Regions from separate parts of the Homo sapiens genome. Here region 1 is linked to region 2. A link is a loop called in an ENCODE intact Hi-C map of the cell type or tissue named here. Cell type or tissue: gastrocnemius medialis. All regions are shown on one strand.

Evidence for each region. A loop is a pair of places that touch in the nucleus more often than their neighbours do. Peaks named below come from ENCODE experiments on the same cell type or tissue, not always from the same donor. Only the 100,000 strongest peaks of a DNase experiment are listed, where the experiment ranks them.
Region 1: a loop joins it to region 2, with 5 times the contacts of the local background. A loop is called at or near these places in 1 of 110 quality-filtered maps.

The regions. Positions count from the first base shown.
Region 1 is chr6:134,906,371-134,911,370 of GRCh38, reverse strand. No RefSeq gene overlaps it. Among named protein-coding and RNA genes, the nearest start is that of ALDH8A1, 41 kb to the left of the region's middle. In gastrocnemius medialis, no CTCF peak of the experiment used is centred here; DNase peaks (open chromatin) are centred at 2,300 and 3,082; H3K4me3 peaks cover 1,011 bases; H3K27ac peaks cover 1,670 bases.
Region 2 is chr6:133,433,332-133,438,331 of GRCh38, reverse strand. All of the region lies in intron 3 of EYA4 (EYA transcriptional coactivator and phosphatase 4), which reads right to left. Among named protein-coding and RNA genes, the nearest start is that of EYA4-AS2, 21 kb to the left of the region's middle. In gastrocnemius medialis, no CTCF peak of the experiment used is centred here; a DNase peak (open chromatin) is centred at 3,031; H3K4me3 peaks cover 385 bases; H3K27ac peaks cover 4,747 bases.

The sequences.
Region 1 (5,000 bases), 1.5 Mb before region 2:
CAGATTTTTGTGGAGTCTCTATGCTGTCATTGCAAGATCATGGCATTGATCTTGAATCTATAGGGATAAAATAAGTCCTGGCATACATCTAATATGAAAAATAATCTCTACCTTCAAGGAGTTTGCACTCTATGGAGAATGGAAGAGTGTTGGAATGCATTTTCAGAGCACTGCATGTGAAGCAGAGAGATAATGCTTATGTATATTTAGAACTACATAAATAATAAAGAAAAGAAAAAGAAAAAATGGAACTGGGATGCCTTAAAATTCTTCAGAACATGGAAATGAAATGTTGCTTTCTGGCTGGCTAACCTCTAAGGCAATCAAAATAGAATATAATTAGCTATCTATTGCTGCCAGGGCTTAAACCATTTTTCCAAATTGTGTTTGCCAAGACAAAAGGAGGTATTTTCTGTAGTACAGGAGAGGTGAATGAGAGGATGAGTGGGTTGAACAGTCCTGAGTAATTATTGCATTTATTTAGGTTTCTGCAGCTATCTATCAGGCCCTTGGCTTATGATAGCAAATGATAATGAACAGTCAAAAGGCAGAAATAGCAACATTCACCCTATCATGACACAGGGACATTATATTCTTTTTATACACAATACAGTGCAAAGGTTCAGGGAGAGCGAGAAGTATGACCTGAAGCCATTTTTCCACTACTCATCATTTTTGACAGTTACAAGAAATCCAGAGAAGGGATTTTCTTGTCTAATTATTTCTAACCTTAAAGTTCAGGGAGTCAGTCTTTCTCAAGATTAGGATTCACTAAATACATCCTGAGGAAAGGGTGCAGTACATGTTCTGCGAATACTGTCCAGGAGCTGTGAACTCTCTCCCTTTATTTAGGATATCAGAGGAAGGGGCAGGAGAGGGGAGGAGAGTTCAGTCATCTCAGCTTGAAGCAAGTGCTCGGTAAGCACTTTGGTATCGCTCCCAAGGGGGACTGTATCACTTCCATCCCAATGACTGAACTCGACCTGAATGCAGACCGCTGAGTCCAAGTCCCAAGTCTCAGGACCCCAGGAGTTACTAGAAAGAAACGCTCAGAGCTGCTTTCTGGTAGATTATTAGTGGGAGAATACATTTCCCCTAAGATACCTAAAATCAATGCAAAGAGGACCTCAGAAGTATGTATTTTGCTGAACTTGAAACATCAGAGAAATTGTTCAAAAATCCCCTGAAGAGATAAATATGCTGATATTCAAATTTTTACCTATCTTGATGATTCTCACATGCTTTGATTTCTCAAGGATGTTGCATGAAAATCATTTTTCCTCTATTAGAAATTCATGAGCGCCTGCTGCTTACTTCCCAGCGGCAGTCCTTGGGACCTGGTATGTGGGCACTTTAAAAAGATGCTTCAGGAGAGCATTTTATGCTCTGTGCAGGGACCTGCTCCTGCAGGCAATTGGCACGTGTAGTCACAGAGCCCGAAGCTCTGGGGCTGTCACATAAATTGCACAGAGTCAGAGGCTGCTCCCCACACAGCAGCCCAACCACCCCAGATGGCCCCACTCTACCTTCAGTCCCCCAGGGAAGGGGTTTCCACCCTCTCCCGCCATTCACTATGTCTGAGCTTGAAATATTAAAATAGAGTACTTGTTTCACATATAACTCCAATTCCAACAGCTGTAATTAAGAACACATAGAGGCCAGCTGCTTATTATATGTAGGCAGGAGCTCCAAAATACTTAATCAGAATTTGCAATTAGTTGTCATTATCCTCAGAATACCTCTACTTCTTTGATGCTTGTATATTTCTATAGGTTCTGTATATTCTGCATTCTAGTTCTGTTTAGGAGTTGTTTGCTGTAAGATCCTTGGCAAGCCAATAAGCTTCTCCATGCCTCAGTTGTCCATCTGGCAGTGGGGAGAGAGCTACACAGGGTGATTTCAACAACCCTGGCAATTAACCTTGTTATGATTCAGTGACTCCATGAATCCCTAATATTCCGGGAGTATTTTTCAAGGCTTTGTTGGAAATTGTTGAGTCACACTGGAATGAACTGCCATTATGAGATGAGGTTGGAATGTTCTGATCGCTCCAAGGGTAAGACTGGACTGAGGAATGTGGAGGAGGGCTGCGACGAGGTGTGGGATGGGAAAGTCATCATCAGATGCGTGGAGCTGGCATATCCTAGGCCAACAGACAAGATTAGGCAGATTCCCAGCACCTGATGAATGGCCAGCTGCAATCAGAATTACGATTCTTCCCCGAAGAGCAAGCAGCCTATGATTTGTTTGGCAGAAGCCTCAGAGTCGTGATGATGATGATTTGCACCGGCCTTTGGGTGAGTCAGCGCTGACACGAGGCACCGACAAGCTTGGCAGCAGAGACTGACAGTGACTGTTCTGGACTGTTACACACATTTCAGAAGGCTTGCTGTAGATACCCAGGAACAAAATATCTTCCCCACACTACAAACTGAAACCCTCATGAACAAAGCCTGAAGTGAGAGGCTTGGCCCTGGGACATCTCAGGGGTGAATCCACCCTATATTAATGGAGTCATAGTCAGCTGCAGGCACCCCCAAGCAAAGGACGCTGGAAATTCCCAGAAGATAAGCAGATCTGAAGCAAGGACCAAGGGCTTTGAAACTTTCTTTTCTTTTCTTTCCTTCCTTCCTTTGTTTTTTTCAAGACGGAGTTTTGCTCTTGTCACCCAGGCTGGAGTGCAATGGTGCCATCTCAACTCACTGCAACCACCACCTCCCAGGTTCAAGCAATTCTCCTGCCTCAGCCTCTCACGTAGGTGGGATTACAGGCATGCACCACCGCGCCTGGCTAATTTTTGTATTTTTAGTAGAGACAAGGTTTCACCACTTTGGCCAGGCTGGTCTCGAACTCCTGACCTCAGGTGATCTGCCCGCCTCGGCCTCCCAAAGTGCTGGGATCATAGGTGTGAGCCACCGCGCCTGGCTGAAATTGTCTTTCAAAAGTCTGAGCTCAGTGGCTTATGGGAATATCTAACATGGATGGCCTGAAGGCAGGTGAATCATCCTAGACCAGCCCCCGGCACTCCCTGTGCCAGGCAGAAGGGAAAGAGTAGCGCAGTGGGAAGTTGGTTCCCAGGGGGTCTGCCTCTCCAGGTCTTCCTGCTGAACAGCCGGCAGCACTTCGGGCACGAGAGGACATTGTCCTCCTTTGACCTCACCTGGAGCAGGCTTTCCAGGTTGTCTCTGGGGAAGGTGTTTATTATTATTATAATAAAAAATATTTTATATTATATAAAAATATATATATTTTTATATATAAAATATATATAAATATAAAATATATATTTATATATAAAAAAATATATATAAAATATATATTTATATATAAAAAAATATATATAAAATATATATTTATATATAAAAATATATATAAATATAAAATATATATTTATATATAAAAATATATATAAATATAAAATATATATTTATATATAAAAATATATATAAATATAAAATATATATATATATAAATATATATAAATATAAAATATATATATATATAAAAATATATATAAATATAAAATATATATTTAGATATAAAAATATATATAAATATAAAATATATATTTAGATATAAAAATATATATAAATATAAAATATATATTTATATATAAAAATATATATAAATATAAAATATATATTTATATATAAAAATATATATAAATATAAAATATATATTTATATATAAAAATATATATAAATATAAAATATATATTTATATATAAAAATATATATAAATATAAAATATATATTTATATATAAAAATATATATAAATATAAAATATATATTTATATATAAAAATATATATAAATATAAAATATATATTTATATATAAAAATATATATAAATATAAAATATATATTTATATATAAAAATATATATAAATATAAAATATATATTTATATATAAAAATATATATAAATATAAAATATATATTTATAAACATATATTAAGATATTTAATGGTTGCATGGATAACTTTAATATGTATAAATTTTAATCTGTTGATTTATCGAGTTTTGACATTATCTACCTTCTCCCTGTTCTGTAAGATGAGGAAAGTAGATGGTGACCACCATCCCAGGCCTCCATCCTTTCCCCTCTCAACTGGCCCGCTGATTAATTTCATTATCTAGGCTAGTAACTTCTGCACTCTGTTCTGTAATTTTAAGTTGGCTTTCTGTACTTTGTGTATAGCTTGACTTTAAATAAAAAAGGCTAAAAACCAATAAGAGACATTCCTAATATTAAGATAATATACAGCCTGGGCGTGGTAGCTCATGCTTTTACTCCCAGCACTTTGGGAGGCTGAGGTGGGAAGATTGCTTGAGGCCAGTTCAAGACCATTCTGGGCAACATGGTGAGACCTCATCTCTACAAAAAATAAACAAAATTAGCCAGGTGTGGTGGGATGCACCTGTAGTCCCAACTCCTTGGGAGGCTGAGGTGGGAGGATTGCTGGAGCCCAGGGGGTCGAGGCTGCAGTGAGCTGTGATGGTGCCACTGCACTCTAGCCTGGGTGACAAAGTAAGACCCTGTCTCAAACAAAAGATAACATAAATATTAATTGCAGAATCAAATAGTATGTAAGATCCATAAAGATGGAAAGGTAATTTAATGTTGCCAAAAATATCCACCCAAAAAGGTGAAAAAATGGATTCCTTTTACTTTTACCCTTCTATTTATTCAAGTCATATCACATTTCAGTTTGCTCTTCTTATAACTTCTGAATAGCTTTTTCTTTCTGTTTCCTTTAATGGATAGAATAGACATATACCTTGGAAGGGAGGGAAAAAAGCTTTCCTCTATCCCCCTAAGTTTTGTGTCTGGGACCTGCAAATTAGACTGACAAAAGACAGATTAACAGAAAACAAAAGACATACAGGCCGCGCACAGTGGCTCATGCCTGTAATCCCAGCACTTTGGGAGGCCAAGGCGGGTGGATCACTTGAGGCCAGGAGTTTGAGACCAGCCTGGCCAACATAGTAAAACCCCATA
Region 2 (5,000 bases):
GAAAATGTTACCCCTGAAAAACAAAAACCTCAAAATAAAAATAGCCTTGGCATTCTACATTCCAGTCCACAGGAAACCGAAATGCAATTATCTAGATATTTACAATTTAGTTACTTATGCTTGAATTCATTTAGGTAGGTCAATGTTTCTTGCAACTAAAAGTCTTCAGAGAACAGAGATACACTATGGCTACTAAGAATACAGCAAAAATATTCCTGTATTTCCTTTTATATGTTTTGTGATTAATTTAATTGTGACACTTCATTTTCTTTTTAATTCCAATTTATACAGAATGTAAAATCTATAAATTTTACCTTAGGTTTAAGCAACAGGAAATGATTAATGGGTATCAGTTTTTACTGTGTATATATTGTATGTGATATGGTTTAGGCTTTGTGTCCCCACCCAAATCTCATCTTGAATTGTAATCCCTGTAATCCTCATAATCCCCACATGTCAAGGGAGAGACAAGGTGGAGGTAATCAAGTCATAGGGGCGGTCTCCCCCATGCTATTCTCAAGATAGTGAGTGAGTTCTCACAAGATCTGATGGTGTCATAAGTGTTTGGTAGTTCCTCCTGTGTTCATTCTCCTCCCTGCTACCTTGGGAAGAAGGTGCCTTGCTTCCCGGTCACCTTTTGCCATAATTATAAGTTTCCTGAAGCCTCCCCAGCCATGCGGAACTGTAAGTCAACTAAGCCTCTTTCCTCTATAAATTACCCAGTCTTGGGCAGTTCTTTACAGCAGTATGAAAATGGACTATTACAGTATGACACATTCTGTGTTTGGTTTTTCATATATATATTATCACCTTTAATCTTTAAAATAACGTATTAATATATAATTTTCCACATTTTACAGATGAAGAAATTGAGGCTCAGAGAGGATACACAGCAGTCCCAAGGTTACACAGATAGAAAGTAGCAGCACCAGAACTTGAACTCATGTTTATCTGATGCCAGAGCTCAGACTGTTTCTATCAATTTAAGTGACTTTATTTTATTCACACCATGAAATCACAATCAGGAATGCATATCCCTGAAATAAAACATTTTGAATAGTTTTCAGGTTACTAAAGTCAATATAAGGATCTGCTCTGCCAAATGTACACTGCTCATAATATTTAAAGGTAGTCATTCTTTCTTTCCAGGATGTTTATTTCAACCCCTTGTTAGTGGTCCTTATGTCATGAGGCCATTTGAATATTAGCATCTTTCCAGACAATATAAAAAATGAACTTAGTCATAAACACAAAAACTTAAAAAAGGAAAAGAAAGAAAAATGTAAAGACATGCAACTAGTTTCTGGGGATTTTTTTTTCCTGCAATTTTTCTGTAGCATAGATGGAATTTCTTTCTAATAATTTGAAATATCCTCTTCAAACCCAAGAAAGGGGAAGCCTTAAAACTGTGTAGTTTAGAGTCTACTCGAACTCTGAAGCCATTATTTATTCTGTACAGATCCTGGTAATGAGTCATGATCCTGCTTATTTATAAGTTGACTCCATCAGTTGTTCACAACCCAAGAAATGCAAAAGCATTCTTGATGTTCAAACACTCCCACTCATGCCAGCTTTTTCTCTTTGCATAAAGTGGACATGGGTCTATTTCCCACATTCTCAAGAGTCCACCAAAATAGCAAATTTGCATTTGACCATCAGAATGATTTTAAGGGCAAGACTTGCTCATAATTTTTTCTTCCTATGTGACAAAAGCCTCAATTCTCCTTACCTGAAAAGTAAGAATAACAACAATAGCTTCTATTCACGTAATTAAGACTGTAAGGCACCATCAGGGTAGGATTGTTTTCTAATTTGTTCATGAATTTTTTTCCCTATTCCTAGAATAGTGGAGTATATTTAGTGGGTGCTAATGAATAAAAGGAATAGAAAAAAATGTAGATAAAGTCATTTGGTTACATGGAATCAAATGTAGTCTAGTTCAGCAAACATTGCTTGAGCATCTACTTTGTTCTTGGGACAGTTCTTAGAATACAAAGAATCTTCAAAGATTCCCACAGGCTAGGCAGGAGAGCAAGGGGCTAGGTAAGGGGAGATGGAATTAGTTCTCTGATGGAAATGCATGTGGAAATTTCTTTTTTTTTTTTTTTCCTCAAGACGGAGTCTTGCTCTGTCGCCCAGAGCTGGAGTGCAACGGCACGATCTTGGCTCACTGCAACCTCCGCCTTCCGAGTTCAAGCAATTCTCCTGCCTCAGCTTCCTGAGTAGCTGGGATTATAGGCACGTGCCACCACGCCTGGCTAATTTTTGTATTTTTAGTGGAGACGGGGTTTCACCATGTTGGCCAGGCTGGTCTCGAACTCCTGACCTCCTGATCCAACTGCCTCAGCCTCCCAAAGTGCTTGGATTACAGGTGTGAGCCACCGCGCCCAGCCTGGAAGTTTCAATATTTATATGTGCAGTGTTAGATCTCCCAAATGAGTGAGGGGGGGTGTGTGTGTGTGCACACATGTTTGTGTCTGTGTGTGTGTGTGTACACGCGTGCACATGCACTTTAGAGTCAAAGAGGAAAAATATACTGTGGAATAAAAAAAGTAATAAAGCATCCTGATCAATTTAGATCTTATGAAAATTAGTAGGACATGCCACTGCTGTGTATCAGTTCCCACTTTCTGGAAAAAGTACGGGCATTTAAAAACATCAGGTAACAATGCCAGGTCATGTTAAACCGACATATTTCAGATTAGGATCCAAAAACCACTTGTCACAACTTGTAACCCTGAGCCAATTACTCTGCTGGCAGGCTGGCTGGGAGATGTGGCTCCTCTCCGCGGCACAGTGTCTATATCACTGATCAGGTGGACAGATAGTCCCAGAAGGAGGCCCTCACCAACCCATTTCCCCAGACACAGTCAGAACTGGGGTCAGCTGCAGAGATGGGAACCGCAAGAGGAAGGAGACCCTTAACAAGGACCAGGAAAGTGGTGTATGCATAAAGAAAGGAAGCTGTTCTTGAAATGTGCCAGTGACCTCATCCCTGTCCCTGAGGCCAGCATGAGTGCTTGCAGTGCAAGTGACCCATCTGCCAGGGTGACCTCAGGCCTCGGACTAACAGCAAATAAAGCCATGAACACACTGTTCTCTGGACACTTTTGCAATTTTTCCTTTCCAGGGCCTACAGCTCTAGACTTGAGACCTGCAACTCTTCCCCTTTGTTCACTATGACTCTAACAAATTTAAAACATGTCAGTTCTCTCCAACCCCAAGAAATGTGAATAAATGTTTCCGAAAACCAGAAGCATTTCCCTAAATTTTTGTTTTTAAAAGTCCCCCTTAATCGGAAAACAAAGAAATAAACAAAAATCCAATGGATTTTCCAAGCATTATTTGAATGGCACAGGATTCACTTTCTGTCAGATCAGTTCAAACCATCATTAATGAAGCAGAAAATTATTTTCCTCTAGCAAGTAGTGGAGTAAAGCCATAAGACCACAATCAAAACATTTAATGCCATCAATTGTACTAAGAAACATATCACTGTTTTTTTCTAAGAAAAAACTCTACCAGTAAAGATCAAACTGTTCACAGGATAAACAAATCTAGGTTTCCCAATGTTGTACTAACAAGAGCAAAGCATTGATATAATGTACAAAAAAAAGGTGGTAACCTATTAAAATGATCAGATTTCCAGTTCTGAAGGGACATTAAATGTCCTCAAAAGCAAAATGGAATATTGTGCTTAAGGCTATGAGAGCAGTGTTAAGAGTCTCTACTGTCAACTAAAACCTGAATTTTAAACTCTGCCTCATTTACCAGTCATGGGACCTTAGTCTCAATATTGGAGATAATAATATCCTCTGGAAGGCTAATGTGTGAATTAAATAAGATCACACAAAAAAAAGTATCCAAAGGTTGGCCTACAGTGCATCCTTCATAAATTTTATTACTACAATCACTTCTACAACACAGACAATAAAACAGCCTGGTTTGTCTATTTGAAAACTTGTAGTGTCAAGAAAATCATTTTCTTAAGAGGCAGCCCTTTCATTTTCAGATAACTTATACTATCAGAAAGTTTTCTATCCGGGGCTTCCCTGAAACTTTGGTCCAAGAAAATTCATTTATTGTCATGGGTCAAGTCTAAACCTTCTTTCATATAACAGTCTTTCACACATCAATGACCTGTCCTGCCCAAGAGCTTTTTCTCTCTCAGGGAGGGCATCTCCAATTCCCTCAGTCCACTCAGTCCATCTCAAACTCTTTTACTTTCCTAGCATTCTCTTCCATAAGATCTCCAGGATTCTTCTTTAACAGTGGTCCCCATAGTCACACAGTTGTGGTCCAAAATATGGCAAGGCTATTACAACTCTCACTTGTCAGTGTAGACTGAAGAGTACATTAGCTTTGTCCTCAGACACTGTGCAGTCCTAATTCATGCCTAAACCCAGCCAGTGAAATTCTCAAGTCTTTGTCCCATGTGATGCTTGAGAGCCCTGTGTCCTCCCAGTCGCTCACTACACATGCAGTTGGCATTTGGGACCCGAGTGAACAGCTTTTCATGTGTTTCTCCTAAATGCCATCTTGTTGGACTTGAGTCCATTGTTTCAGCCTGTCTGTTAGATTCTGATTCTGCTGTTCAATGTCCTCTTTCCCAGTGAAGTTCCTATCTCACCTACAAACTTTCTTAGCATGCCCTCAATGCCCTCACAATAAACATGTTGGCCAGCCACAGTGGCTCACGCCTGTAATCCCAGCATTTTGGGAGGCCAAGGTGGGTGGATCATGAGGTCAAGAGATGGAGACCATCCTGGCCAACATGGTGAAACCCCCTCTCTACTAAAAATACAAAAATTAGCTGGGCGTGGTGGCGCATGCCTGTAGTCATGTTGAAAAGCACAATGCCAAGGACAGGTCTTAAAGAGGGTACTAGAGGTATACCTCCAGATTTATATCAGTTCATCGGGAATAGTTATTGAGCTAATTTCTGTCTTTTTCTCATAAATATCCGAGCCTCTGGCATGCGCTTGGCTGAATTCTATGTG